Regions from separate parts of the Mus musculus genome. Here regions 2, 3 and 4 are each linked to region 1. The links are chromatin loops, found by intact Hi-C in ENCODE. Cell type or tissue: left cerebral cortex. All regions are shown on one strand. Region 1 has its middle 73 kb from the start of Galc. Region 2 has its middle 23 kb from the start of Gm40552. Region 3 has its middle 61 kb from the start of Gm47415. Region 4 has its middle 110 kb from the start of Gm35326.

Evidence for each region. Peaks named below come from ENCODE experiments on the same cell type or tissue, not always from the same donor. Only the 100,000 strongest peaks of a DNase experiment are listed, where the experiment ranks them.
Region 2: it touches region 1 in a loop (6-fold over the local background); 3 of 42 quality-filtered maps call a loop at or near these places.
Region 3: it touches region 1 in a loop (6-fold over the local background); 2 of 42 quality-filtered maps call a loop at or near these places.
Region 4: a loop joins it to region 1, with 7 times the contacts of the local background. A loop is called at or near these places in 5 of 42 quality-filtered maps.

The regions. Positions count from the first base shown.
Region 1 is chr12:98,182,611-98,190,610 of GRCm38, reverse strand. No RefSeq gene overlaps it. Among named protein-coding and RNA genes, the nearest start is that of Galc, 73 kb to the left of the region's middle. In left cerebral cortex, no CTCF peak of the experiment used is centred here; DNase peaks (open chromatin) are centred at 187, 1,218, 2,955 and 3,277; H3K27ac peaks cover 1,759 bases.
Region 2 is chr12:97,215,167-97,223,166 of GRCm38, reverse strand. No RefSeq gene overlaps it. Among named protein-coding and RNA genes, the nearest start is that of Gm40552, 23 kb to the left of the region's middle. In left cerebral cortex, a CTCF peak has its summit at 4,420 (motif pointing right); DNase peaks (open chromatin) are centred at 4,578 and 5,331; H3K4me3 peaks cover 240 bases; H3K27ac peaks cover 1,490 bases.
Region 3 is chr12:98,043,165-98,051,164 of GRCm38, reverse strand. No RefSeq gene overlaps it. Among named protein-coding and RNA genes, the nearest start is that of Gm47415, 61 kb to the left of the region's middle. In left cerebral cortex, no CTCF peak of the experiment used is centred here; DNase peaks (open chromatin) are centred at 501, 801, 3,177 and 4,220; H3K27ac peaks cover 2,334 bases.
Region 4 is chr12:97,979,734-97,987,733 of GRCm38, reverse strand. No RefSeq gene overlaps it. Among named protein-coding and RNA genes, the nearest start is that of Gm35326, 110 kb to the right of the region's middle. In left cerebral cortex, no CTCF peak of the experiment used is centred here; a DNase peak (open chromatin) is centred at 4,171.

The DNA.
Region 1 (8,000 bases):
CCCCATGGGGAGGGGAAAAACAGGGGGAAGAAGAGAGATGGAGAGAAAGAGAGAGAGAAAGAGAGGAGAGAGACAGAGAGTCAGAGAGAGGAGGAAGAAATAGTTTCACTTCATCTTACTATAAAACCTGCAGCTCTACAGAAACACCTCCCTATTTGCCCTATTAAATGAAATAGCATCAGGGCATAAGCATTTGGTTGCTCAGCTGTCACAGTTCCTGATAGTGCCAGATGGGACACTATTTATATTTGAGTAGGACACTTTTCCTAAATTAAAGTATGCTCTTCCTTGAAAATAAGCTCACGTCTCCTTCCTTCAGAAGCAGACACTATTTGTAGCATCAAAGACTTTAAATTCATATTTAGAGAGAGGTGTCTACTACTGTATTATTACAATCATGGCAGTAAAGCAGTCTTTACTTGGATGTCCCAACCTGATTCCTTTGTCAGGAACCTAATTGCTACTTTGTAATTTTATCCCATTTTTAGTATTTATTTAATCACTATTTACCAAGCATCTACAAATTTTCTATTTTTTTTTTTTTTTTTTTGTGGCATTCACAATCAACATCATAGGATTCAGTGGCTAGAGAGTAGATCTTTTAGGTTTTGAAGATTATGCATTCTGTTTTAACTACTCAACTCTGCCCTTGAACCACTTAAGGATGTCACCATGGACAGCCTGCTAATTAACGGTGTAAGGGAAAAATTTGCACTGGCTGCTTGTTTAAAAATGACACGAAGCCTGCATTCAAGTTACTACAGTAAGGGGAAAGACTTTGCTGTGGAACTACTCAGACAAATACAGCAGAATGAGTCTTGGGAATAGAAAACTCCCAAGAGGAACATGATTGACTATCAAGGAAAGGAGATTTGTGTTAAGCCAGCCTAAGAGAATTTTTTGAAAAGCAGGCCAAATACTTCGATGATGAATTTGAATGATATCAAAGGCGAGAAGAGTCTTATTAAACTGACTCAGTGGAGGTCTTGCCAAATTTGAGCTTAATAGTCTTGGAGACAGATTGATAGTGGCATAGTTGAGATAGTGACTGAAGTTTAGTGCAAGAGTGCACCTTTGCTCATGCCTGCATTGCAATAGGATCTCTATAAGAAGCACGCGGCTGCCCTGGGGGGTGCTACACAGCTACGGTGTGCCTTGAGATGCGTTTACTCATCTCTGTGTATAAGGTATATGGCAGGTTGTGGCTAAGCTCTAGTAATTCTAAGGAATAACAAATAGCAGGGGCCAGATGGTGTAGGAATTCATACTGGGTGAGAGGGGAATCCTCCGAAGTGCTGAGCAGCAAAATGATCCGACTGGATGCCCAGAAAGACAGATGGAAAGTGTCTTTCTGGAGTAGCATGCTGCAGAAACGTGGAGAGCAGTCAGGAGCTTCCTTCACTGGTCCAGATACCAATGAATGCTGACTGGCCCCGTGGTCAGCAACCATTGTGGTAGTGGTTGGATTCTGATATAATTACAAGGTAGATGAAACAAGCTTTTCTGACGGTCCAGACTTAAGGCATATCAGAAAGAACAAAGTCCAAGGAGGGCCTTAAAATTTTTACCTGCCAATTTGCTAAACGCATGAAGCTCAAGAAGAACGAAGACTAAAGTGTGGACATTTTGCCCCTTCTTAGAATTGGGAACAAAACATCCATGGAAGGAGTTACAGAGACAAAATTTGGAGCTGTGACAAAAGGATGGACCATCTAGTGATTGCCATATCCAGGGTTCCATCCCATAATCAGCTTCCAAATGCTGACACCATTGCATACACTAGCAAGATTTTGCTGAAAGGACCCAGATATAGCTGTCTCTTGTGAGACTATGCCGGGGCCTAGCAAACACAAAAGTGGATGCTCACAGTCAGCTATTGGATGGATCACAGGGCCCGCAATGGAGGAGCTAGAGAAAGCACCCAAGGAACTAAAGGGATCTACAACCCTATAGGTGGAACAACATTATGAACTAACCAGTAACCCCTGGAGCTCTTGTCTCTAGCTGCATATGTATCAAAAGATGGCCTAGTCGGCCATCACTGGAAAGAGAGGCCCATTGGACACGAAAACTGTATATGCCCCAGTACAGGGGAACGCCAGGGCCAAAAAAAAAAGGGAGTGGGTGGGTAGGGGAGTGGGGGGGAGGGTATGGGGGACTTTTGGGAGAGCATTGGAAATGTAAATGAGGAAAATACCTAATTAAAAAAAAAAGAAAAAAAAAAGATTTTTACCTGCCTTTGGAAGAATGGCTTTTCTTCTTCTGAGATGACCAAGGGTGAGCGAGGGGAACAGAGTTGGGGTAGAAGACCAAAGCTTCTGTTTGTCACTTCTTAGACTGTAACCCAGACACCCAGTAAGATGGTGAATGGCCGTTGGAGATACTCATCTGTCATGGAGGAGCCTGGGGCTGCAAGTCTGGGTGTCGTTGGCGTGTATGCAATATTTTCCCCCTTGTTTTTGTTTAAAATTTTTTCCTTAAAATTTTCCTTTAAATTTTTAAAAATCCTTTCCCCTTGTTTTTTTAAAATTTTAATTTAATTTTACTAATTTCTGTTTCCTCCTTCCTCTGACCCATCCCATGTCCTCCCTGTCCAGTGCATCCTGTGTCTCCCCATAATACCTCCCATGTTCAAAGCCTCTTTTTCTATAATTATATATAGAAGGAGAGGGAAAAGAAGAGGGAGAGGGAGAGGGAGAAAGAGGAGGAGAGAATGGTTTCTATAGTCAATTTGAAAATCTGACAAAACTAAAATATAATTATACATACACCTACACATCGGCTCTATCTCCTTTGGTCTGTTCCCTTGGGCAAGATGGGTGAAATCTTGGAGTCCCCTCACTAAGACAGAGGTATTTTATTCTTGCCTGGGTAGACGTGGCTCAGCTGCTGCCCTGAGCAGTGTCAGAAGCTTACTGGCTTTCACACAGACACAGCAAAAGCAGGGCTGGACTTCTGTTAATGAGAAATGAGTGGGTAGGTGTGTTGACAGCAATTAGGGCGTGAGCAGAGGGGAGTCAGGATGACCCAGGCAAACAGAGGCATTAGGAGACAGACTCTTTGTATATCGTCTCCAGTGGTTTGACCTGAACTGGCCCAGCGTGTCAGGTCCTAGGTTCAGGATACTGGGTTGTCCCCTTCCTTTCCCCTCTTTAGGCTGTGTGAAGATGACACCTGGTACTCTGAGCTTGCATCTGCTGACAACTTGGTTCTATTTTTTTCCTACTCTGTTCAATTTCAGTTCCTGGCATGCTCAACTGAGGTTTGAAAGTGACACCCCAGCTGGTCCCCTCTATGCCCACTCTTACTGATTATTTTTGAAATCCCTTCTGCTTGGCAAGACTTTCTTTAGTTCTCGCTATGTAGTCTTCTGCAGCCCTCTCTGTTTTGACACAGCAGCGTACTCGGAGCCTTCCACCAACAGTCCTCTTTGTTATTGAACATCTGTCTTCAAGGCTTCAAATTTTGTTGTTGGTAGATGTCCAGCTATCCTTGAAAGGAGCTGGGCCTCTTGGTAGTTTCAGTTCTAGGCCAAGGAATATACAGGACCCCTGTGTTTTAACACAACTCTAGCCAGCAAAGTGCTTTATATTAGTGAAACGCTCATAAAGATGGAATAGCCTTAAATTGCTTTAATGAAGGTTTTCGTTGCCAGGATTTGCCAAATCCGGAATACAGCACATCCTTATTGTCCTGGCCATCAAATATCAAGTCATAGAAAAATTAATTGGAAATGAATGTAGATGGTAGATTATTATTATTATTTTAGATCTGCTACTAGAGTTATTCCTGGGAAGGGAGCTATTTTCAGAAAGTATTTGCTTTGAGGGCTTGCAGGAGTCTAGGGGACTGAAAGGATTTAGAACTATCTGTGCATGAGACCTTGATACTAGAGAACAAGTAAAAGAGAAATGGGCTGGGATGATGTCCAAAGTCCACTGAGGTAGCCCTGCTGGAGGTGGGGACACCCAAGGAGTGTTGTGCACAGCATTGGCAGCTGCCCATTTCGGGGGCTGGCTTTTAGTGATGTCACTCTTAAGTTTTCTGGTCTTTGATTAAATTTGTTGAGCTTCCCAAAGCATGTTTTTCAAAGCGATGTATAAGGTGTGTGTGTGTGTGTGTGTGTATGAATCTGCACGCATGAATGGTTGCAAGGATATACATGTGTGGTGAATAGGTATTTGTGAGAGAAAGACACACAGGGAAAGGGAGAGGCAGAGACAGAAGCAGAGAAACAGAACAGTTTATGTAGAAGCAAGAATCCAAGTTTTTCCTTAGGAGGACCATGACATCACACAATAGGATGGATGGTCATGTAGAAAGAGCTGGTTCAGCAGGAGCAATCCTGAATTCAAAATGGTAGAAAGGAATGGACTCAGTCTATGGAAGGCTAAAATGAAATGAGAGTCACAGCCAATCTCATCTAGATTGTAAGGAGTTTGGGAATGCCAGGGCCTCTTCTTAAGTCTCCATTGAGTCCTAGCAAAACACAAATGCCAAGTGTTAATTCCGTTACTATCCAAGCATGGCTACCTTCCATTCTTAACTCAGCAAATAATCTAGACTGGTCCTTTACCTTGGATTTCCTGCCTGGTTGTCGTCCTGCGAGGACTTTCTATCTCCCCATTTTCCTCTTTAGCCTCATTTTAGCGCACAGAAATTTCGAGGGGAGGGCATGGTTTCTGTAGTGGTTTGGATGCCAGCTCATTTTCAACAACACTTTGATTTAGAGACCTGAAGGAAGAGTTCATAGCTGCCATGGTTGTGCACACCTGCAATCATGTTACTCTGGAGAACAGGGCAGGAAGTTCATGAGGTAGAGGCTAGCCTAGGCTACACAGCAAGTTCAAGGGCACACTGAGCTACATGAGGAAGCTTGGTCTTTAAACAACCAACCAACAAGGAGAGTGCAGTTCCATAAAGGTGGCTTCGTTTACGTAGACTGACTAGAACACTGGTTTTGTAAGATGAGGTTTTCCATGGGAGATTCTGAATGGCTGAATGACGAGACCCCAGTACAGTGTTTTCCCTGCAACCTCACATGGCTTTACAGCCATGCATTTCTATCTTATAACAACAGGGTCAACACCACCCATCTCTACCCACTGTCCTGGGTGGGGTCAGTCCCTGCTGCTGATGCCCAGTCATTAGACATGAGTCAGACAGGATACAGATAAACCTATGTGGAGGACTCCCGTGAGTGAGATTTCCAGAATGAAAATAGATGCACATGCAAAATTCACAAGGACACTATCACAGCTATTTAAGACCCAATAAAAGTCCACTGTCATAAGCACCACCTAGTTTCCTGGCACCTAATAAATACATCGGAGAACCAGGAAGAGTGAGAAGCATGATTGGGTCCTCAGCTTGTATGCATGCATGTATGTATGTATGTATATTACTACTATAAACTGTCTAAATGAATCTTTGGGACAAGCTTATATTGCTAAATGGGGTAGAAAAACTTTACCCAAAGTTTATTTTCCTGACACTCTTTATGTGATTGTTTTGGGACGTATTGTATAATATATGTCAGAATTCTTCTATGAGAGTCAACAGCCAAGCAGGCAATCTGCAGCTTGACTCTTGTTGGCTCTTAGATTTTGGACAATGCGATTTCTTTGGGCATTCAGTTTCCCATGTGTTAAAAGAATTAGTCTACTAATGCTATGCGTATTGCAATGCTATGGGTATTGCGCAGGTGAAGTGGGATAATGTAACATGTGATGTGCTTGCCTCAAGCCTGGCAGCTACTAAGTATTCAACAAATGAGTGCTGTTGTTACAAGGTTGCAGGGATAAACCCTATAGTTTTTTAGAATGAAAAAAATTACTTATTTTAATCATTGAAGATAGGAATGTTAAGTAGATCAAATGTGTTCATCCCACCCGATAGGTTGGATTATCATTTTCTGTAAGAATCATTATAACAAAGGAAATCAAAGAATAAATGTAATTTACTCCCAATTCTTTTTTAAAATCTAATTTAATTACTTTTACTTATTCACATTACATCCCACTTGCTGCCCCCCTCCCAGCCAGTCCCCCAGTCCTTTCCCCGTCCCCCCACCCTAGCACTTCAAGTCTTTGTGAAGCTAGGTGCTTCTTCTCCCACTGAGGCCAGACAAGGCAGCCCAGCTAGAAGAATACATCCCAGAGGCAGTCAACAGCTTTTAGGATAGCCCCCACTCCAGTTTCTGGAGCTCACATGAAGACCAAGTTGCACATCTGCTACATATGTGTAGGGAGGCCTAGGTATAGCCCATGTTATGCTCTTTGGTTGGTGGTTCAGACTCTGAGAACCCCAAGGGTCCAGGTTAGTTGACTCTGCTGGTCTTCTGGTGGAGTTGCTGTCCCCTTAGAGGATGTTCCCTCAATGTTTCTTCCTCTTCTTCCATTAAGAGTTCCCAAGCTCCATCCACTGTTTGGCTGTGGGTGTCTGCATCTGTCTGAGTGAGTTGTTGGGTGGAACCTCTCAGAGGGCACCATGCTCCCATCTGCAGGCATAAAGAGTATCACTGATAGTGTCAGAAACTGGTGCTCGCCCATGGAATGAGTCTCAGGTTGGGTGAATTATTGGTTGGTCATACCCTCAGTCTCTGCTCCCTCCCCCATGCCTGCACTTCTTGTAGACAGGATACATTTCGGGTTGAAAGTTTTGTGGGTGAGTTAGTGTCTCTATCGTTTCGCTGGGATTCTTGCCTGGCTACTGGAAGTAGCCTCTTCAAATCCCATATCCCCAATGCTGTGAGTCACAGCTAAGGTCATCCCCCCCTGATTCTTGGGAGCCTCCCTTATCCCAGGTCTCTGTCTCATCCTTAAAGTGCTCCCACCTCCCCATCGCAGTCAGGGGCAGACTTCTCTTCATTCTCTGGTCATCTGCCCTTCTCTCCTGTCCCTCCCCACACCTGATCCCGAATCCCCCATCCCCCCCATCATTTCTCCTTCCTTCTTCTCTCCCTCCATCTGCTTCTTATGACTATTTTATCCCCCCTTCTCAGTGAAATTCAAGTTTCCTTGTTTGGGCCCTTCCTTCTTGTTTAGCTTCTTTGTGTCATAGGTATCCTATGTTTTATGGCGAATACTCATGTGTAAGTGAGTCTATGCCATGCATATCCTTTTGGGACGGACTCCCAATTCTTATACGTAATCAGAGCCTCAGTGTTCTCCCTTCGGGTTCTCTTTCAGCTCTTTACTGACACGCAGGTGCGTGTTGACATTGCTGTCATCAGTGTACACAGGCATCATTCTACATTCTGCATTTTAACATAATGTCCTATTCAGAATTGTATCTGTTTATTTTGTGGGGTTGCAGGGGTTGGGATGTAGGGCCTTGATAGTGACGGCTCCCATAATCCTACCTTTCAGGACTTCTAAAAAGCCTGGAGGGTCCATAGAAAATTGGTATTTTAATACCCATGCCCTAGAGCTTTGTTTTGGGAGATTTTATTTAGCTTTTACAATGATTTAAAAAAATTGAGATTAATATAATTATATCATGTACCTTCTCCATTTCCTCCCATTTGCCTTCTTGCTCTCTTTCAAAGACTTGGATTATTTTAAAGTTATTGTTTTGAAGTTATTGTTGCTTAAAGAGCCGAAAGAGAACCCAGAGGGAGAACATTGAGGCTTTGATTACATATAAGAATTTGGGAGTCAGTCCCAAAAGGACATGCATGGTATGATGGTATGTACTTACTTCTAAGTGGATATTAGCCATAAAATACAGGCACCATGCTACACTCCACAGACTCAAAGAATAAATAAATAAATATATGCATACACACACACACATACACACACATTCATAACTACATAGATATAACCTTCTCAGACCATAGAATGCTACTTGTATGTCTGCTGGCCATTTGGTTTTTGATAGCAATAAAAGCCTGCTATCAACAGAAGAGGGCAAATGAAAATGTGAGAAATACTTTTGTCTTGTTTTTAAGGTAACGAGACTCACACACGATATAACTACATGTGCGCATCCCCTGA
Region 2 (8,000 bases), 970 kb after region 1:
AGAGATCAATAAGAGATACTACGAAAAATAGAACTAGAGAACTTGATTTATTTTATTTAAAAATCTATAAAACCCACAGCAATCAATGCATCATGCTATTTGGATAAACATGCAAATAGAAAAATTTATGTCCATGCATGAATATTTGCATATTCACAAGAACACCTACAGATACCTATATGCACTGAAGCAAATATACACACACAATAAACACATACATAATCTTACACACACATGCATATTTGATCAAATACACTTATATACATGCACATATACATATGCAAAGATACACATATCCATAGCTGTACACATTCATGAAAAAATAGACATTCCAAAAAACATACACCAATGCATATATACATAGAAATACATAGGCACATACATATACAAACACACATATAAATACATAAATATAAAAGATGCAATATCAGAGGTACACATACATGTATAAATATACAAACATAAATGTACACACATGTAAACACATATACACACAATCATATACACATATAAATATGAATGTGAACACACAAGCATGCATACACATACACATTAAGGTACATACATAAATGCACAGTCACACACGGTCACATATGCTTACATAAAAAAACATACATATGCATTTAGGCACAAATAAGAACATGTCTTCAATAAACGCATATACATAGATGCATACACATGCATTTATATGTAAATACTCAACTAGGTACAACAGACTCATAAAGAAACTCGCATAGTTTCACATGCACACACATAAGTTATATATGAACAAGAATACATACAGATACACAAAATACATATGTACACATATATCCACATATAGACACACTTCCTCAGGCACGAACACACACATGTATATGTACCTATAGGCACCTATAGTCACAGCATATATACTGCCATTCATATGAATAAACATGCTCACATGTGGGCAAGCAGATAAATGCACTCAAAGAAACACACATATAAACACCCAAAACAACACAGGCACACAGGCACACAAGTACAAACAAGCATCCAAGCACAAATTCTCATGTAATATGCATAAATTTATCACAGTACAGTATATAAACACTTACACACATAAGTATGCATACACCTGAATATACATACAAGTTCACATAAATGCATACACATATACCCTCTACAGGCAGAATTGTACACAAATTGACAAATAAATATAAGTTCACATACACATGTAAAGATCTGCACATAAAAGCAAGAATATAGACACACACACCATTGTTTCTCAATTTCACATATACACATACATACATACATAGTCACGTACATACATACATACATACATACATACATACATACATAACATACTGGCAGACTAATACATGTATATTCAAACATATATTCATATATATATATATATATATGTTCAAAATCTCACAGGATACACATGCATACACACATTTACACTAATAAAAACAGCCCACTCAATTGAATAAAGTGTAAATCTCAGAGATAATCTACTATTTATTAGACAACTGATCTTATATCCTCATGATGCAGAAGAATGAATTTTTACCCTACTCTCTCATCATGTACAAAAGCCATTGTACAATACATTAATCAACCTTATGTCAAGATGGAAAACTACAAACTTACTGTGAAAACATGTAGAACAAAAGTAACTTTGATATTAGTTTTGGCATTCATTCAGTGAACTTGAAACAGAGACAAGCAAGTGAAAAAGGCAAATATAGTGGCTTCTAATTAAAACACTTGTGCACACCAACAGAAAGAATCAGAAGAGTAAATAGTATGTAAACTTGCAGAAGATATTTGAAAGGGCTGACAAGGGGTTGACACCCCAATTGTGTCAGGAACTCACCTCATTTTTAAGAAAACAAGCAATCTGGATGAGATACAGAAAACAATCTGAACAGATATTTCTCTAAAGAACACACAGATATTCAACATTACTAATCAACTGGGTAATACAAATTAAAACCACAATGAGCTATTTGCTAGAGTGATTATTATCCTAAGACAAAAGCTAGCAATTGTTGGCAAGAAGGCAGAGTAAAGGGGAACTTGTACATTGTGGGTGGGAAGGTAAATTGGAAGCTATTTTAGAAAGCATTGAGGCTAAAGCTAATATATGATTAAGCAATTTCACTGTCGTGTTTGTATCTAAAGGAAAGTAAGGCAGAATGCTGAAATTGTGTCTGGGTTCTCATGTGCATTACAGAGTCACATTGATCTACATATGGAGTCTGTCTAAGCATGTGGCAACGAATGCACAGATATAAAAGAACAGAGCACTTCACAGTCTAAGAATTAATTAAATATTTTTATTTTATGAATGTTTTTCCTGCTGTATGTCTGTGTACTGTGCGTGGGCAATGCTCACAGAGGCTAAAATAGAGTGTTCAGGTCCTCTGGAACTGGAGTGATTCTTAGCCACCAGGTGCTGGGTTCACAAAATAAGTTTTCTTGCAGGTCAGCTGGTGTTCTTAACCACTGGACCCTTTCTCTAACACCACTTTTTAGTCTTAATAAAGGGATTGGTGACAATGTGGATGGCTCTTGAAGATTTTTACTTTAAGTGAAATAAGCCAAGTATGTTTGTGTACCATATGTGGGAAGTGCCTACAAACACCTACCCAATACCTGAAGACAGCCAAGGGAATAGAGCCTTGATATTCTTAACCATCCTAAACAAAGACTTCATTGGTGTGGCTATGGATGTGTTCATTAGCATGACTTACTTATGTCAAGTCATTCCAGAATAACACCTTGTACTTCGTCAGTCTGTACAATTTTGAATAATGCTCTGCTATGCTTGCAGGTAGGAACCTAGCATAATTGTCTCCTGAGAGGCTTTCACCAGTAGTTTAGATGCGGGGACCACAGCCAAACATCAGTCTAAGGAGTCTCGTGGAAGAGTGACTGAAAGGAGTGAGTGAGCCAGAGGGGTCAAGGACAATACAGGAAGACCTACAGAGCCAACTACTCTGGACCCATGGGGGAATCACAGAGACTGAACCAACCAAAAAGTATGCAGGGGCTGGACCTAGGCTCCCTACATATTTATAGCCGAAGTGCAGTTTGGTCTGCAGGTGGGTCTCTTTACATTTGGAGCAGGGGGCTGTCTCTGACTCTGTTGCCTGCCTTTGGATCCTGGCCTGCCTGGTCAAACCTCAATGGAGAAGAATGTTCTTGGTCCTGCTGGGACTTGTTTTTCCAGGGCAGGGTGGTACCCAAGGAGCGCTTCCCAAGGGAAAGAGGGTGTAGTGAGGGGAGGTACTTGTGAGGATGGGACTGAGAGGAGAAGAGAGAGGTGGGGTGCTGCAACGGAGGTATAATTTTAAAAAATCCACATTGTCAAGCCTCTCACATCAATTTTTTACTGATTCATTTCATGGATGAATTTCATGTTTTACTGCTCAATTGAGAAAAGAAAGGAATCAAACGATGTAAACATATTTGCACATCTATTGCAAGTGGTGAAGATTTCTTAAGTACGTGGGTGTGCTTCAAAAACCTTTGCAGTGAATTTTGCTCCTTTGCCTTGACATCAGTCTACTTAAGCAGAAATGGATCTAAAAAACAAAAAATAAGCTTGACTTCCTGGAGCAACTATCATTAAATTTCCAACAGAGTGATAATCCTATTAAAACTAACAGATACTCAACCTATTTACTGGATACTAAGTACCTACTGTGTCATGTTACCCTCAGAAAAAGAGAAACAGTATGATTATTACTGACTAATAAATGGCAAAAGCCAGCCTTACAGAGGCTATACATTACCTTTGCATTCTTCTATGCCAGAAGCCACTGCTCTGAGCTAACAGATCTTTTGAACAAGACATTTATGCAACATTTATGTTCAGAGCCCCCTTCTCCAAGTCCCAAATAATTTCTTTGCTGCCAAAACTGTTCACCTAGTGTTTTTAAATAGCATTCATCTCCATTCTTTAATTATTTATTGATTTGGACATATATGCATGTGTTTATACATGTGTATGTATGCATACGTCTATGTGTGTGCCTAAGTGCACACATGGAAGACAGAGGACAAAAATGAAAGAATTGCCTCTTTCCTTCTAGCACGTGGATTCTTGAAATTGAACTTAAATGAGACATAGAAGTAAGCAACTTTACCCCCATAGTCATCTCAATGCTCTACCCAGTGTTTAATGCTTTTTTGTTATTTCTGTTTATTACTGTCTACAACAAAACAAAGTCCCTAATTATATGGCAGATTTGCCATATTGAAATCATCATTTTATTTTACCTATACTCTATATTTTCTGTTTTCTTCAACTTGCACAAGATATAATTCTATTCCTATTTTACTCTTCATATTTAGAAAGGGACAATATCACTGTCTTTCTCAAAGTACAGTGAAAGAGATCACTAATTTGGGATGGCTGCCTAGCTGTTTTAAAAAGTCAGCTAGAAAGAGGAGACCAGTAGATGGCTCTCTAATTCCTGAATTATAAAGGAGTAGAACACTAATACATTTGAGCACTGGTGAACAGATTTGGTTTGATTGCACCGATGACAAGAATAAACTTCATGCAGACTTGCTGAAATGGGACACTTTGTGCTGTTTTGTCATGTAGCTTAAAATGGGAAAGCTATTCTTGACCCTCCTTGTCCTTGACAAGTTGCAAAGATTGTTAAAGAAATCAGCACCAGCAAGGAAGACAATTTGTTCAGCTGTGAATAGAACAATGACTTCATCCGTACATAGCAGCATCTTCCTCGGGATCTAAGATAGTAAGAGAACCAGAACTAATGGGAAATAAATGGACCCAATTGCCATCCTCAGGTAACAGCAAGACACCTTTCACTGTGTGGCATCACACTTTACTGCAAAATATATAGGATGTGCTTGTGTTTGTTAAGATGAATATAGAGTGTGAAAGCTGTAGAAAGATGAGATATAGAAAAAAAGAATAATATTCCAATTTTGTCTTTACAGGATAGCATTGTGGTTTATGTATTTTGAAAATACAATTTGAAAAGGCAAAGAATGTCTTTAAAATATTGACAAAATCCCTTGCTAGCACTCAAAAGAAAGTAAAAGAAAGGAATTTATGTCATCAGCATATGCGTGGATGTGTCTGTATAAACACGATTGTGTATAGTGTACGGCTTCATGACTTGAAGATAATTTCCTCTTGTTCAGAACATGTTACCTCACTCCATCTCATGCCGTATATTCAGCTGCGGTTTTCAGAAGCCAAGTTTTAAAATGTCCTCACCATAAACCTGGCAGAAGATAAATACGTGTCCTGTCAGAACTTACTCTGGTGTTTTGAGACACGGCTCATTGCAGTATCAGTTCTCATAAACAAGACAGGGAGTGCCCCAGATCCCATCCTTAGAGAAGTCTGCATCCTTAGACAGTCTGAGGATAGCTTGTGGTAGGCGGGGATGTGGACTCCACTTAGCCTCAACTTTCACAGTAGCTTCAGGCTGGAGAAGCTTGTGCACACGTGACTTGTATGAAAGCTGTGTTGTACATTTTTTTTGCGTTTATATCTCACAGTCATCTAACAGTTCATAGAAGACACTACCAGTGACTAGGACACAAAGGTTGCTCTCTTGCATGGGTCACGAGCCACAGAAAGATTGGATGTATAAGAGCCGATTGGAATAAACTCTCCTTAAGTGTATCCTTGCAATTTGAAATTCTTGAATGTAACAGATCTCTAGAACAACTGAGTTTGATTTTATGCAGGAGTGTAAGAAAAAAGGAATGGAGATAATTCTTTCCAAGTTGACCCCACCTAGTTAGGACTTCTAATGCTGAGATTTCTAACAAGGGCTACATTAGTCTCCCTCAAGCACTGAAATTACAAGCACACAAAGAAGCCTCTGTGTGCATCAATTTGTCAAATTTGAAATCTGTACCATATAAAAATGAATGTACTTACTATAAATTAAATATTCCATCAGAAAGAAGGAATACTGATGTCGTGGCAGCTGTCATGAGGGCTGAGGCCCTTTGGAGTGAAAGATGTCTCTATTTACATTCTTATGTGCCACAGTTTACCACTGACATCTTCATCAAATAGGTGGATTGATGAGCGTATGCTCTTCTACCTTTAATTATTTCTCCAACAAGGAAGATGGCAAAAAAAAAAATCCACTGAATTTCCTGAACATATGAGGCCCCGTTACTCAAGTCAACTTTCTTTAACTGTCCTATGTTGGATAGATGACAGGCACTTCAACCAAACCAATAATGAATTTTTCTCTTTTTAATTTGGAATAGTTTAACAAAGAAAGGACTAAGGATATAGGAGAAGGATGATAGACTCAGAAACAGCAATGACATCACTCTCTCTTTCTTTTTAATGACATCATCTCTCACTTTCTCTTTTACACAGTATAATACACGGTGTGATATTGGAACGAGCTCTAGTACATTCCATGCTTTTGAAAAATCAATCCTTTTATAAGAATAGGAATACCTAATTGCACACAAACATTTTATATATATACTGATAGCAAAACACAAAGGAGGAGAATTGGGGGTAAAAGAGTAATTCTTTAAAGAGGGAGTTGCCCATGGTGAGAATTGTGAACTTCAAAGAGGGGATAGTTGGCATGGATGGCCATCTTAAGCTTCACCCAAACCTCTGCCTTTCCAGACTTTATAGGTGAAAGGTGGAGATAGCATCTACAGATTTGTGAAATACTGGCACAAAGGGGAAAGAATTTCTATCCATTCTCAGTCCAAAGCATGCACCAAGTGCCTACACCTAGTGTACGAGGTACTAAAGAAACTGCTTTCAAAAATAGATTCCTTTTGCAAGAAAAATTATTTCTTTTTTTACTGTGAATATAAGCCTAAAGTGCAATCTTGGTTCTTCCGTCTGGATTAACCTCACCTTGGAGGAAGAGGGTCAGGGATGAAGCACCTAGTCTCTTTGCCCTTGACCTCGCAGGGGTGATTATGTATTCTCTTAAGTCCAACATAAAAATAGATTGTTGTGGGATTAATGTGTCTTCTCCAAAGTTCAGATGTAACTATAATAACATATTAACAGGTAACTATCACAACATATTAACAGGATCCTCAGAATCACCAGACATGAGCAACACTACTAAAATATTAGAATGAATATCTACCACAAACATTCCTGTCCAAAGAAAAGACAGGGACAAAAATGGAACAGAGACTGAAGGAAAGGCCAGCCAGAGACCACTTCACCTAGGGATCCATCTCATCTGCACACACCAAACTCCCACACTTTTGCTGATACCAAGAAGCACTTGTTGATAGGCGCCTTGTATGGCTGTTCCCTGAGAGGTTCTACTAGTGCTTGACCCTTACAGATGCAGATACAGCTAACCATCGGAAGGACCCCGGGAACCCCAATGGGAGAGTTAGGGGAAGGACTAAAGAAGGATAAGGGGATTACAACTCCATAGAAAGAACAATATCAACTATCTGGACCTCCCAGAGCTCCCAGGGACTAAACCACTAACAAAAATGTATACATGGATGTTCCATGGCTCCAGATATGTATGTATCAGAGGATGGCCTTATCTGACATCAATGGGAGAGGAGGCCCTTGGTCCTGTGGAGGCTTGATGCCACAGCATAGGGGGAGGTCATAGTGGAGAGGCGGGAGTGAATGAGAGGATAAAGGAGCACCCTCATAGAGGCAAAAGGGAGAGGGAGATGGGTTATGGGTTGGGGGGGGGCAATGTGTGGAGGGGTAACCAGAAAAGGAGATATTTGAAATGTAAATGTCTACAATGAAAAAAATTTTAAAAAAAATAAAGGCTTTCAGAACATCTGCTTGGCTTGATCTGATGTCTTCTGTCATATGAGGAGAAGGCAAAAAGCTACTCCTCAGGCCAAAAACCACTGGTTACCATGTTGGGCTTCCAATCCTTTTAGATATGTATTTCTGGTTTTTACAGATGTTCAAATCTACTTACATATTCCCTTGTAGAAGTGTAAGATAGATTAAGTCACAGATGGGGTCTCATCTGAGGATGATCATACAGAAAACT
Region 3 (8,000 bases), 140 kb after region 1:
TGGCTTGCATGTTGGGCTAGGAGACAGCTGTTGCTCTCAATCTGACAACTCTGGAGGAAGGGAAAGAGACACAACGAACATACTTCTGAATGACTAAATTGATAAACCCACAAACGTTGCAGGCAAGATCTTCTCTAATTGTAGCAGGTCTTTTGGGAAAGCAATCAAAGGAAATCGAGAAGAAGAGGAAAGAACTCTCTCTCCTTATCAATTATAAACCACACAGTTTGCAGGACTTTCCTCGAGTTACTGAGTCAAATGCTCAGGTTTATTTTAGTGCAATTTCCTCAAGATCTTTAGGTAAATTGGAGTCTATAAAAGGATGCAGGCTATTTCTTCCCAGGTCCTGTCTCCCCTAGATTCCACATGCATGTGTCTATCTATGGATGCCTGTGTCAAGTGCTCTCTAGGCTGTCAGTCTCACCCCTCCCCCAACTCTCTCCAGGCTGAGTACATAGCAATTCATTAGCTTCCTGCTTTCTAAATGCTTGCTGCATTCTTGACTCATCTCCCGGAGATTATCCCATCATCTTTATTGGAGATTTGGGTGTCTGCAAATTCTTTAGTGACACATTTACAGGCTGCTTTTCCTTTGTGCTCACAGATGGCTAATCACAATCATACCACATATTTTACTAGCTGGATTCTCAGAGGGTAACCTCTTTTCCTAGGGTTTTCACCTCTCTCGATACATTGTCAATTCTTTGAATAGAGGCTATTATAAGAAAAAAAATGTATGACAGTGGATGCTTTGGGATGCGTCCCAAAGTCATGGCTGTAGCACCTTCTGCAAACTAGAACTGTGCTAGAGACATTTCTGCCAAGTTCCCCACAGCCTTTAATTCCTGTGGCAGGATGGGGAGGGAAGCATAGGGAAGGAGCATGCTCACGGGCAGCCCTGGTGTAAAAGTGTCAGCAGCTGGCAAAGTCTCTGCCCTCACTGTTCATCAATTTTCCTCTTCATTATGATACAAGCCGGGAAGGTTGAAGGGTCAAGTGTTTGAGGTGATGAATGAAGACAGAACAGTAAGCAGGAGACGCCTTATTGCTGGTGTCAGATTTAAATCTCTATAGGGGAAACGGGGGAGAGGGAAGGCATTACTTTTGCCTTGCTCACTGAAGTTGAGGGTTTGAAGGGACCTGGATCGCCAGCTGAGCAATTTCTACCGCCCTCCCCTCTGCTTCGGGCCAACGAATACATTTTTACAGATAGACTATGGGATCCACAAAACATCCCGCAAGTATACACAATGGGGGGAGATTGTCCTTTCTCGATATAAAAGTAAACCTAGGTCAGCCTGGAAAATGGGAAGTTGCCTCAGAAATGGACCATTCTCTAAGGCAGGATACTGTGATGTATTGACATGAGCCAAGAGAGAAAGCATTTAGCAGAAAGAAGTTGGAATGGCGAGGCCTGTGTGGGCTTCCTCATTCTGCAAGGAGTCTCCAGCTACAAGCTCATCTCTCTCACTCCCCTTTTCCACAGAGAAGAGGCAGGGGCATCAGCCACTAGCATCTTTACTCCTTTCTTTCCACTTCAATTCCATCGCTATCAAGTAAATACCTAGTTCTCATCTTGCTTGCTGTATGAACTCCAAGCAGACATAGTGGCTCCTTTTCAAATGTGCCTACCTTATCCGTGAGATTGCTAGTTAAGCACGAGAAATGAACAAGTTAGCACTGTGGACTTAGTGAACAGGCATTTGAGACCAAAGGAGCTAAGGAACCAATTGTCTGACTTGTTAGACCATGGTGGGGATAAGTTAGGCCTTCATGACACTTCTATATAATGCTAAAATATTTCTCTCTTATCATAACATGTATTCAGCAAGTAATACTAAAATATTTCATCTTTCTAATCATAGCATGTGTTCAACAAACTTTACTGCTTAGAAACTTAATTGTAGGAGGGAAGGGTATATAAACAGAAATCATGAAGGAAGAAGACTACCATAATGAAGAAACCACATTTTTTTTTAGACTATAACCATGGTCTTGGGGCTTTTAGAGGCTCACAGGCACAAAATTGTCAGTCTCTGTGTCTGATGGTTTCACATAGAAATTGATGATGGCAGCTGGGCAGGGGCAGTGCATACTTTAATCCCAACTCTTGGTAGATAGAGGCAGGCAGATCTTATATGAGTTTAAGACCAGCCTGTCAAAGTGAGTTCCAGGACAGCCTGGGCTACACAGTGAAACCCTGTGTCAAAACAATCAAACAAAAACTAACAAACAAAAAGCAATTAAAGATAACAAAAGTATTCATGGAATAGAGTTGTTGTGAGTACAGAAATTATTCAGTCTGTAAAGGGTTTGGCAGGTGAGTGTAAGAACCCAAGTTCTATCCCCAGGACCATTATAAATAAGACAAGATTGGAAGTGCACATTTGGAATCCTGGTGCTGAGGAATCAGAGGCAGGCAGGTCCCTGGTGCTTACTGGCTTGTCAGTCGGGCTAATCTGGACGCTTCTCCCTATGTGCACATATGAGCAAACACACACACACACACACACACACACACACACACACACACACAGAGAGAGAGAGAGAGAGAGACAGAGACAGAGACAAAGACAGAGACAGAGACAGAGAGACAGAAACAGAGAGAGACAGAGAGACATCGAGACAGAGAGAGATACAGATACATACACACACAGACATACATGCACAGAGACAGAAACACACATAGAGACAAAGAGAGAGAGACACACACATACACAGAAGCAGAGAGACAGACACACATACATATACAGACAGACATACACAGAGACAGAGAGACAGACACATACACAGAGACAGAGAGACAGATACACACAGTCAGAGAGACAGACACACACACTTCAACAAATACATTTTGAAAACCTACTATATGCTAGTATAGTCAAAAATAAAAAAGCAAACTATTGCATTTCATTTTTGGATAGCAGTAATTGAAATTGAATGAGGCTAAAGGCTGTGAAATAAGGACTATATTAGCGTAGAGTGCTGTGTTAATTTTAGACCAAGAAATTAGGTTTAGGGCAAATGGCTTCTAAGCTGAGACCCAAGTAAAAAAGAGATGTTTACTTAGAACCTAGAGGAAGGGCTCTAGGTGTAGGAAGAGGCAAGCGTTAGAGAACAGAAGTAGAGTGGTTGAGGTACAGGGGAGCTCTCACGGGAGAGATTGCAGGCTGAGCTAGAGAGGCCGGCTGCTCTGTGCTTATCGCAAGGGGAACTGGTACAGGGTTGAGGTGATATCACAGACTACGGATGTAGGGGAAGGACCAGCTCGGAGTTCTCCACTGCACAGAATCAGGAGGATTGACGTCTAACTGGGACAGATGAGAAAGCACAGTTGGGCTAGATGGGTTCAGAAACAGGGGCGATAAACCCAAATGGATAGACACATCTGGGGTATCCAAACTGATAGGACTTCCTTGTGGAACTGAATATGGCAAGAGAGTGATAAAAGGGGAGCTGTTATGAAATAATTATAAGGAATACACATGCCATTTGATGAAGATGGGTAAGCTGAGATAAAGTGGAAGGTTTTGTGGAACATATGTAGACTAATAGTTGTCAATTGAATATGCTGAGTTTTAGATTCCTTGGTGGCCTCTGAATGCCATGTTTGTATTTTCTAAGGTTTTATAATAAAAAAATGTAAATTGGGGTTTTTGTAATATTTGCATCATTTTAGGGATGCCTGACAATATATTCTATATATTCCTGGGACCGCTACCTCCTTGCAACTTTTTGTTATACATAGAAAAAAAAAACAAATTATTTAGACACTTCCTGGTGACAAAGGACTGTAATCCTAGCTATTACAGAGGCCGAGGCCAGAGGATCAGAAGTTTAAGGTTGCCTGGGCAACAAAGTAAGTTTAAGGACAGCCTGGTCAACTTGGCGAGAGCCTGTTCTAAAGCAATCAAAATGAGCCCTCCAATCAAGCAACAACAATAACAAACAAAGCAAAACCAACCAATCCGCCAAAATGACCACAATTCCATTCGGAATGCTAATCCCTTACTGAGTTAGTGGTGGAGCTGGGCCTAGAATTTCAACTAGTTTACTCACTTATTTCTGAAGAGTTTTGATTCTAATCTGAGTTCTCATCGGTCCTAAAATTCTTTCCACAATTAGAAAACTTGCAGGAAGCTGTAAGCCTGACAATGCCTTTGGATAAAAGCAGGATCTTGTTTTCATGCAAATGAGGTTTTATAAATAAAAAATGAGGGGGAGAAATGGACTCGGTGCCAAGCTGTAGGAGAGTAGATTTTTCCCGAGTTCCAACGGCTTTTTAAGGGGTTGTTTTCCCATCTGCCCTTGCTGGGGTTGCTGGGAAAAAGTACATCATATGATCATGACCGAAGAGTACACTGTCAGCTACGAACTAATTATTGAGATGCAAGTGATTGGGATCTTGTCTGAATCCATATTCCTCAGCCTGAGAGATGAGGAGCAGCCAGGGAGCCATTAGTAATTGCTGAGAATCCAATACTACAAATCTGGAAGAAAACTGCACACAATGTCCCATAAACACCTCATTATTCACCCACGCCCTCTGAATCAGCATTCTGGACACACCATAGATAGCCTGTAAATTATACACTTGTAAATTACCCATTAATAACACCTGCCAATAGCAGTGCAGAAGGAGACAAGACAATGCTGTTTCCCCTTGCCTTAGTCCTGAAGAAGCTCACTTCCAGATTTTTTTTTTTGTTTTGTTTTTATTTTTCTAATATGACTGAAGAATTCAGATCAACCCTGGAGTAGCTTGGTTGCACTTTGATGTTTGTTCTAGGTAATCCAGACTGCCTCTCTGATCTGTTGATAGGAGAAACTTCGGGCTAGCCACATGTCTGGAATCCTGCCAGGTATTTGGGATTAGAGTGGCAAAAAGGACAGTCCATGCTAAAGGCATTGTATTAGATCTTTTTTTTCTCTTGCTGTACGTAAATATTGGCGGCTATGTAATTTATATAAAAAAAGGAATTTGTTTTGATCATAGCTTTTGAACACAAGTACAAGACTGAGTGATCTAATGGTTGAGCCTTTGATGAGTGAGTGACCCATTGACTGGACTCCAAGGAGAATAGAATCATGGTTTTCCCATCCAACTGAATAATTATGTCATGGGAAAAGAATACATCATGAGATAAGAAATCAGAGTTAAGGGGCGTAGGTCTCATTCTTAGATAACCAATTCTGCTGGGAGCTAGCTAGATTCCTTGTGAACTCTATTAATGCCTTCCAAGGACTTTGTTCTCAATGGCTTAATTGCTTGGCAATTTCCTGAAAACGGATGGAGTATTTTTTTCTGACCTCATTCCTCAGATCTTCCAAGAATAATTAATTTCTCTTTCCCTGTATTAAATAAATCTCTTCTTGCTTGAGAAATACAGCCCAGTGCTTTTGTGAGTTATTGCCCCTCCCCTAATCTTCACACTGCAGACATTGAGGTAGTTTAAATAGATAAGCCAAGATGCTTGGCTGCTCTATTGGAGCTAACTCTATGGTCTTCATTCGAATTTACATGTCACACAGCGCCTCCACATCTGATCTCCACTTTCCCATTTTGTGACTTTGTTAATGTGTCCAGGTTTCTCCCTTCCCTCTATCTCTCATATGCCTAGCTCATGCTTGCGAGGAACACTTCACATGCTGTTCACCCGGTATGCTCTAACCAGAGTTTTGCAAGGTCATTTAGGCTCTCTGAAGATCTTGGTTTAGATGTGTATCTGCAGAGCCTTTTCTTGACTGCTCACCTACTCACCACACACACTCTCCCATCTCTCTGAGTTGACTCCCTTCCTGGTTTGTATCACCTGCCGAGATAATCTTGCTTGTGTAGTAGCACCTTCATAGCACGTATTCTCTATTCCAGTAGGGACTTGAGTCCTTGTGCCACACACACACCCATGTCTCATCATGACAGCACAATGAAGCTTCCCACATTCTTGTCTGCTGTGTGGGAATGGCAGCTATAAGAGGTGGAAGGTATGCGGAGGTATGGTTCCTTGGTGAATGCTGTGATGGTGGTAGGATGTGCATGTCAAGGCTGAAGACAAAGACAAGTCTCCTTAGTTTTAGAAAAGCCATTTGATGTCTTTAAGAGTTCAGTTCTCCACTTGTAAAGTGGTATTCCCTATGTTTGACTCAGGGTTCATAAGGGTTGAAGAAACGTGCACATAGTTATGAGGAACTTATGAAAACCACAAAATGAACCTACGCACACATTTAACTTTAATGTGTCTGCAGAGTCCAGGTTCTGGGAACTCAGAGAATGAAAAGCATATATTCTTTCCCCTCAAGGAATCTACTGTCTGTTATGGAAGAGAAACACAGAAAAAGTCATAAAAAATGTTTTATGGGACTATTATTTCAAGCTCTCCCAGCCCTAGCATCTAACCTCCCGTTGTTTGTTATCAGAGGATGTGGGCTCATTTTGTTTCTCTCTGGGGCTGCAACCTTCTCTAGTTTTATGTGGGTCTTCATATCTTCCAAGTGGCCTAGAGGGTTTCTGCTAGCTCCATGTTCTCAGAATGCACTTGGACTGGAAGCTCTATATATTTTAACAAACACAGACCCCCAAGTCCTGGGCCTCCCAACCTTGGAACTTGACCTTCCTTCTAGGTCAGGTAGTGTCATAGTGTGTCAACTTGTTGCAAACCCAAATATACCAGAACTTAAGGAACCTCAACTGAGGAAGTGCCTGCCAGTGAGTTGGCTTGTGGCTTGCCTGTGGGAGGCATTTCTTAATGGCTAAATTATTTAGAAAGACCCAGCCCATTCTGGGCCATATTGCCCCAATGCAGGTGAGCCTGGGCTATATTTAAGGAGTTAGTTGAGCAAGTCACAGGGGGCAGTAGAGTAAGCTGCAGTCCTGCATGGTTTGTACTCTATGCCTCCAGGTAGGAACTTGTTTCCTTCTCTGGCTTCCTCACTGATAGACTAGAACCTGTAAGCTGGAGTAAACCCTGTGTTCTCCCCAAAGTTGCTTTTAATCATGACATTTGCCATAGCAACGGAGACGAGCATTAGAGGAGAAATTGGGAACACAGACTGGATACTGATGAATTGTCCATGTTGCTTGGGGGGGGGGGGGGGACTGTGGAAGAAGGTTTGAGCTTTGGGCTATAAAGGTAAGATAAGAACCTAGTGAGCAGTTCTGGGAACTTTGAAGACAGGACTGTTGAAAGAGATGCAGGTGATGGAGACCTGGCTTGTGAAGTTGTAAAGCCAGAAGCAAAGACCGTATCAGAGCTGTTCATATTGTATTATAGATTAAGAATCTGTGGAAATGAAGCCTTTGCTTTTCTTGGAGAATTGATGCTAGTTATCTGGGGATAAGAATAGCCTGTGATTAATAAGAGAGCAGCAACACTGAGGGGAAATCTTCTGGAAAGTATTTCCTCAGGTCCAACAAACAGAAGCTGTGGTCAAATTAGGGCCATGCCTGCACGCTAAGCTGGAAGCAGATCTTGGCAATGTTTAAGGGTCTCCCAGGTTGTACTGGCTTGCGAAATATCAATGCTGCATTAGTCATGGGAAGAACAGAGGCTTTGTATCACGTGGACTACTTGGAGTCCCTGAAGAGAGGCTAGAAGTCATCAGTAAAGGTACAGCCTCAGTTTCAGTGGACACCCGAGCATAGTGGAGATGCTGGGACTGTGCAATTACCATAAAGGATAATGGCAGCTGTGGAGTGGAGCCAGCCTGCGCCACTCCCCTCTTTGTGTGTGATTGCAGGTCCCTGTGCATGCATGTGTGCGCTATGGGTGGCAGAGCTGGAGAAGCTTGGAGTGGAAGGGGTGGGCCACACAAGCCCCTTGCAGTCCAAAGGAGCATGAGCAACTCCATATGCCAGGCTGCGCTGTTGCATTGTTTGATCTGGCTGTAACTGTGCTGTGGTTCTTCTGTTTGGAAATAAGAAAGTATATAACTTACTTCAGATTTTATAGGTTCTCACAGTGAAGAGATTGTTGATGTTTAAAGAGACTTGGAGCTTTTAA
Region 4 (8,000 bases), 200 kb after region 1:
TTCTGATCTTAAGCAGAAAATATATACTCTTACCTCTCACTCCTAACCCTTCACCGATTGCATAGTGAAGGGAAAAATGTTATGGACTAAATACTGCCCACCAAAATGTCTATGTTGAAGCCCTAGCTCAGAATTAAACTATATTTGGAGACAGGACCTTTAAAAGAGGTAATTATGGGGCAGCAAATAAGTGTGAGGCCATTAACCAATAGTATTAGTATCCTAATAATAAGAAGAGTAGACACCAGGGCTGGGCAGGCACAGAGGAAAGACTGGGCGAGGACAGTGACAGGAAGCCCTCAGCTGTCCATAGAGATTGGCTTCTGGAACAATCAGCCTGAATCGGGGACTTTCTAGCTTCCAGTACTGTGAGAAAACACATTTTAAGCCACCCATTCCAGGATGTTTGCTTATGGTGGGTCCAAGAAGTCTGAGAACAATAACCAATACATTTCGATCCATTCTGTGTGCCTGCCTGACAGAAGGTGGATGACCTGGAAAAACATGAGTTTGGAATTCTGTTATTGGAAAGGAGACAAGTGCTTGTAGTAGATCCAGTAGCGAAAGTGGCTTCTCTCACAAATGTACATTTGCAGAATGTACACTCAAGTGAAAGAAAAAGGCTTGGTAGGAGACCCATAAACAGCTCCTTTCATTATACCATATATGTCTTCTTTAAGGATGGCTTAGGACTCTTTCTAGCTTCTGGCTATTATAAATACGTCTGCTATGAACATAGTGGAGCATGTGTCCTTATTACATGTTGGAGCATCTCCTGGGTATATGCCCAGGAGTGGTATAGCTGGGTCCTCAGGTAGTACTATGTCCAGTTTTCTGAGGAACCGCCAAACTGATTTCCAGAGTGGTTGTACCAGCTTGCAATCCCACCAGCAATGGAGAAGTATTCCATAGCAACCTTATTTATAATAGCCAGAAGCTGGAAAGAATCCAAATGTCCTTCAGCAGAGGAATAGATACAGAAAATGTGGTACATTTACACAATGGGGTACTACTCAGCTGTCAAAAACAATGAATTCATGAAGTTCTTAGGCAAATGGATGAAACTAGAAAATATAATCCTGAGTGAGATAACCCAATCACGAAAGAACAAACATGGTATGCACTCACTGATAAGTGGTTATTAGCCCAGAAGCTCAGAATACCCAAGATACAATTCACAGACCACATGAAGCTCAAGAAGAAGGAAGACCATGGTGTGGATACTTTGGTCCTTGTTAGAAGGGGGATCAAAATACTCATGGTAGGAGATACAGAGACAAAGTGTGGAGCAGAAACTGAAGGAAAGGCCATTCAGTGAGTGTCCCACCTGGGGATCCATCCCATATATAGTTACCAAACCCATGGATGCCAACAAGTGCTTGCTAACAGGAGCTGGGTATAGCTCTCTCCTGAGACAGTCTGCCAGTGTTTGACAAATGCAGAAGTGGATGCTCACAGCCATCCATTGGACTAAGCACAGAGTCCCCAATGGAGGAGCTAGAGAAAGGACTCAAGGAGCTGAAGGGGTTTGCAGCCTCATAGGAGGAAAAAACATGTGAACCAACCAGTACCCCCAGAGCTTCCAGGGACTAAACCAGCAACCAAAGAGTACACATGGAGGGACTCAAGGCTCCAGACCCATATGTAGCAAAGGATGGCCTTGTGGGACATTAATGAGTGGAGAGGCCCTTGGTCCTGTGAATGTTCGATGCCAGAACAGGGAAGCAGGAGTGGGTGAGTTAGTGAGCAGAGGGAGGGGAGATAAGGGTGTTTTTTACTTTTGTGGGGGGGATAAGAAAAGGGAATAAAATTTGAAATGTAAATAAAGAAAATATCTGCTAATAGAGATGATGATGATGGTGGTGGTGATGATGATGATGGTGGTGGTGGTGGTGGTGGTGGTGGTGATGATGATGGTGGTGGTGGTGGTAGTGGTGGTGGTGGTGGTGGTGGTGGTGGTGGTGGTGGTGGTGGTGATGATAAAGGATGGCTTAGGAGATGTAGAATAGACTGTGAAGTTCAGGGCTCTCTCCTACACACCCACATGAACCACGTCTGTGATTCACAACCACCTTTCCTTTCAAATGCAACGTGGCAGACGGAGGGCTCCTTTCCAGGGTGCCTATAATGCAGTCAATATGGGATATTTTTGAAAAGGAATATTTATTGTTTTAACAGCTGTATGTCTACTTTCTTGGATTAAAAAAAATAACTACCTGTACCCACAAATGACTTATAGGGTTTGGAAAATGTAGCTGTAAATTTCTCGACTTACAAAATCCCCCAGGTTTTCCAAATCTTTCTCCAAACCACAACATTTTTTCCATTCTACCTTACTCCTTATTCATGAAGGATTGAGAAAGCCAGCATCAGTCCTCGCAACTAGGGTTGTACTGGGATTTTAGCTGAAGGTGTACTCGCTATGGCAATTCCAGCCAGGCTGTGTCTTTTGGATGCCAGCTATCTAGAAAGAGCTAGTACCTGTAAGCTCCTCAACCCTCTGCGACTTCTCATATAATTTTCTTTAAGGTCTTTGTCTTTCTTCAAAGAGAGATTTGCTTTAAAGGGCTGCTGATAACTTTGCTGTGCTATGCTCTGTGGGCTGTTTGTAGATTCAATATGCTAACATTGTGCTAACAATATCATGACACAATTACTGGTAAATCATCATCTGATTGCCATAGACATGTCTCTCTCAAAATATTACAAATTAACATTCATGCTTTCCTTGACTCTACTGTTTTGAGCTAATGCATGTCTGCATTGTTTATCAAAAAGCACGCCATTTTCTCCTCCACCGAAAGGAAGAATAATTGTTCGTTTCTCCATCGTGAGGTAGGAAAGTCTCTTTTGACTGTAGCATTAGTTACTTTGAAAGAGATTGCTCGTGCTACTATATAGCCACTTAACATAAAATACAAATGATTCCAGGAAAAACATCTCTATGCCCTTGGAGTTGCATTATTCAAAAAGCCATTCTACTCATTCAATCCTCGCAGCTGGGAAATCACGCAACATCGTGATCAGATGAAATTGTCACATAAAATGGTAGTTGTAGATGTATTTCCAAGATGGTGGCTTAGTTACTGTTAAGGGGCCATCCCGGAATCCCGCTAAGAATAAATAAATACAAATTCTTCTTCCCAAGCCACACACCTGCCTAAAGAAGGCAACCCTAACACAGGCTCTGGCTTTAAAGCTCAAGATTCATGAAAGTGATCAGAAAGAAGGAAGGCAGGACCAGGATGGCAGAACTTGGATATGTTAGTATATACACAAACCATGGGCACAAATGGATGGAGTTAGTATAATGATAATACTGTTTTCTGATAATCCCATAGGTAATACCAAAAATATACTAAGACAGAGCTAGAGAGATTGCTCAGCGATTAAGACTACATACTTCTCTTACAGAGAACACAAAGTCTCTTAGTAGCCATATCAAGTGTTTCATAAATACCTGTAATTCTAGTTTTTGGGAATTCAATTCCATTTTCAGGTTTCTCTCTGTGTATGCATGCACATGTGAATACTTACATGCATGCATGTGGACACACACACATACATACACACACGGAAAAATATAATTAAAATTCCATATTATATATTTATATCATTTAACCTATCTATCTATCTGTCTGTCTATCTATCTATCTATCTATCTATCTATCTATCTATCTATCATCTATCTGCCTATTCATCTATCTATCTATCTATCCACCCAAACTTTACTCTTACTAGAGAAGGAATTTTAAAGACTTCAATAATCTCCATGTGCCAATATATATCTGTATCTTTGTGTACTACAGTGGTAATGCTGGTAAATGTTTAGCAAATGACTATCTTAAAACAAACTGATAGGAAACCAGATTTATAGCTATTTTTAACTTTTATAATATAAACAATCATCTAAGGATTGGATCCAAGCTACCAGCATGCCTGTCACTAAATACAAAGCTGGGGAAGAGGGCACACAATTAGCTTTTGCAAGTTAGTACTGGATATTTTTATAACACTACAATAAGATGTGTAGAATGCATGCTCAATTTAGAAAAAAAAACATTTTCAAAGAGTCACACACCTTTGAAATGAACAGATTTGTAACAAAATGTGACACATGGTTAGGATAATTTTGAGAACAGTAGAGCATGGGGGTGGAGGGTGTGAAGTTCTTGGTTCAGTATTCATTTTGATGAAACCATGTGATGCCCAATGATTGTGGCAAGCCTCTGAGGGTGGCATGAGATTTGAGGACTGAGAGACCTAGATTTGAATGTGATGTCTAACATACAATCCCATGAGTCCACAGAGAAGACACTTAGAGCTTCTCGGCCTCAATTTCTTTCTAGGTGAATCGGACGCTGAAAGTTGGTTCTTACAAAGCACCTCGTGGCCAAGGTAGTATAACATTCAATGATCATTCTCTTTCAATGTCTAAATCTCTGAAAGAATTTCTCTAATCATGTACTAAATGAAAAAAGATAAAATTCTAGGTGGTTACAAACATTTGATAAATATTTTTTAAATGGATAGAGATGTGATATTGAATTATCCCTTGGAATTTCTCCAAGATAGAAGTCACAAAAGACACCGTTCACTAAGCTGTAAAAGTACTGTCTAATAAATTATCAAGTACTGCCCATTTCTACTTTCCAAGTTATTTTATTTACTATGTCCTCTGTCTTTAACTAGGTTTCTTCTGTTTGTTTATGACATCTTTTTCTCCTAATCAGTTTTCTGTCCCTTATCTTGAAAACATCAGAACTATCCTTGATAAGACTGTTTCCTAAGAATTTCATAAATTCATTGTTTTTAATAGCTGAGTAGTACTCCATTGTGTAAATGTACCACATTTTCTGTATCCATTCCTCTGTTGAGGGACATCTGCGTTCTTTCCAGCTTCTGGCTATTATAAATAAGGCTGCTATGATCATAGTAGAACATGTGTCCTTTTTACAAGTTGGAACATCTGGGTATATGCCCAGGAGAGGTATTGCTGTATCTTCCGGTAGTACTATGTCCTATTTTCTGAGGAACCGCCAAACTGACTTCCAGAGTGGTTGTACCAGCTTGCAATCCCAGTAGCAATGGAGGAATGTTCTTCTTTCTGCACATTCTCACCAGCATCTCCTGTTACCTGAATTTTTGATCTTAGCCATTCTGACTGGTGTGAGGTGGAATCTCAGGGTTGTTTTGATTTACATTTTCCTGATGATTAAGGATGTTGAACATTTTTTTCAGGTGCTTCTCAGCCCTTCAGTATTCCTCAGTTGAGAATTCTTTGTTTAGCTTTGTACTCCATTTTGGATCTGGAGGATATCATCCTGAGTGAAGTAACCCAATCACAAAAGAACACACGTGATATGTACTCACTGATAAGTAGATTATTCCAGAAACTTAGAATACCCAAGATACAATTTGCAAAACTCATGAAACTCAAGGAGAAGGAAGACCAAAGTGTGGATACTTCATTCCTTCTTCAAAGGGGGAACAAAATACCCATCGAAGGAGTTACAGAGATAAAGTTTGGAGCTGAGACTGAAGGAAGGACCATCCAGAGATTGCCTCACCCGGGGATCCATCCCATAAACAACCACCAAACCAGACATTATTACATATGCCAGCAAGATTTTGCTGACAGGACCCTGATATAGCTGTGTCTTGTGAGGCTATACCAGTGTCTGGCAAATACAGAAGTGGATGCTCTCAGTCATCTATTGGATGGAACACAGGGCTCCCAATGAAGGAGCTAGAGAAAGTACCCAAGGAGCTAAAGGAGTCTGCAACCCTATAGGAGGAACAATAATATGAACTAACCAGTACCCCGGAGCTTGTATCTCTAGTTGCATATGTAGCCAAGGATGGCCTAGTAGGCCATCAATGGGCAGAGAGGTCCTCGGTCTTGTGAAGATTATATGCCCTAGTACAGGGGAATGCCAGGGGCAGGAAGCAGGAGTGGGTGGGTTGGGGAGCAGGGCTGGGGGAGGGTATGGGGACTTTCTGGATAGCATTTGAAATGTAAATGAAGAAAATATCTAATAAAAATTGTTTTTGAAAAAACAATTGCTTTCCAAATTACTATCCCTCATGCCCCTCACATTCTGTTATACTTGGTAATTTCAAAGTGCATGATAAAGATCTTTTCATGTTGGTGTCACATACTTCAGAGCCATCAGTGGACTAGACCCTCTGAGGCACTGTTCCTACTGTATAAGAGATGGACGGTGCTGGTCTTGCTCCAACTGTTCATTTTCCACATCACCAAACCTGAGGATGTTGCTTCTTTCCCTTTGGCCTTCTTTCAACTTGAGGTACCAAGAGTATTAATCAAGGTGTAATTTCATAAATTGTTGGAGGTTTGTACAAGTTCTACAAACTCAGAGTTGAATAAACAGATTTTTATATAACTCCACTAAAGTGGACTCAGATGCAGTCATATACTCTACAATGGCCTTAAGGCCAATGATGGACTACATATATAACAATGGTTATTATGCACTCTTGTGATGTCAAAGCCAAGTTAGTATAAGCACACTGTATGATATTCATATGTAACTAAACCTCTTAACACATTTCTCCAATCCTATGCCCATCCTACCTTCATTAAGAAATGATTTAATGGCATGCTGTCTTCATTAGGGTTTTACTGCTGTGAACAGATACCATGACCAAGGCAACTCCTGGTAGGACAGCATTTAATTGGGGGCTGGCTGAATGGAGGTTCATTGATGATTCAAGGCAGGAGAATGGCAGTGTCCAGGCAGGTATGGCAGTAGAGAAGAAGCTGAGAGTTCTACATCTTGTACTGAAGGAAACTGTACATCTTGTACAGGAGAAAACTGGCTTCCAGGCATCTAGGATGGGAGTCTTAAAGCCCATGCCCACAGTGACACACCACTCAAACAAGGCCACATCTCAAAATTGTGCCACTTCCTAGGCCAAGCATATTCAGACCAGCACACATGCCTATTGCTTGTCTCTAAGTGGCTACTCAAATGATGCTGTAAAAAGGCCACATTTCCAGTGCAAGTAGTATAAGAAATCAGATCACTCAAACACATTTAACAGTGGCTGACTGCTTCCAAATGTTTACTGTCTAGAATTGTTACAATTAGGGAGTTTTGTAGTTGATTTTAGTCATACACATATACAGTTATAATCAGAAACATATCCTTCTTATAGATTCTACATTTATTGTTAGTCAAAGAACTTGACTACTTTTGTGACTCAAACTTCAAGGGGACTCTTTATGATGTAATAGACACGAATAGACAGGATTTGAGTTTGTGCTCCACTATTTAGTTAAATAATCTTGTTTAAATTGCTTAACTTCTTCAGGCCTCAGTTTCTTATCTCACATCTTCCCTGTGGATAGCTCAAGGGCTTCACTGGGGGTAATATATTTATCTTCCATCGCAGGGTCAGCCTGCTGTTTATGTGCTGCTTAGGAACAGGGGGATTTTCTATCTTCTCTGTGAAGTGTGGGTACTCTTACCTTTATCACCCAAGTCTTTTCTTCATTTATGTCTCCTTTGCATCTCCAGCATTTCATCTCTGCCTGCTATTCTACAGACCCCACATGGTTGATAACAAGTAGACAGACACATGTAACACTTTGGTATATACATATAACACATAGTTCCTTATGGTGGACTGAACATGTGTGTCTTTGTTTTGGATTACATGCTGTCTCTTCTCAATAAGACTTCAAAACTTGTTTAGTTATAAAAATTTATTTAGCAAACAGTCCAATCGACTTTTTACTACAGACTATTGGACAGAATGTTGGATTAATATTAAACTCTAGAATGGACCAGTGAATAAGGGGTTGACATTTTAGTCCCCAGATTTCTAGATAAATGAATGAAGTAATAAATATCCAGGGGTTGGGAACATAGCTCAATTGGTATAATGCTTACTTAGCATTATATTAGGTGTGGTTTTGATCTCCAGTACTCCAGTCTCTGTTCATAATTCCAGATCTCTGGAGATGAAAGTGG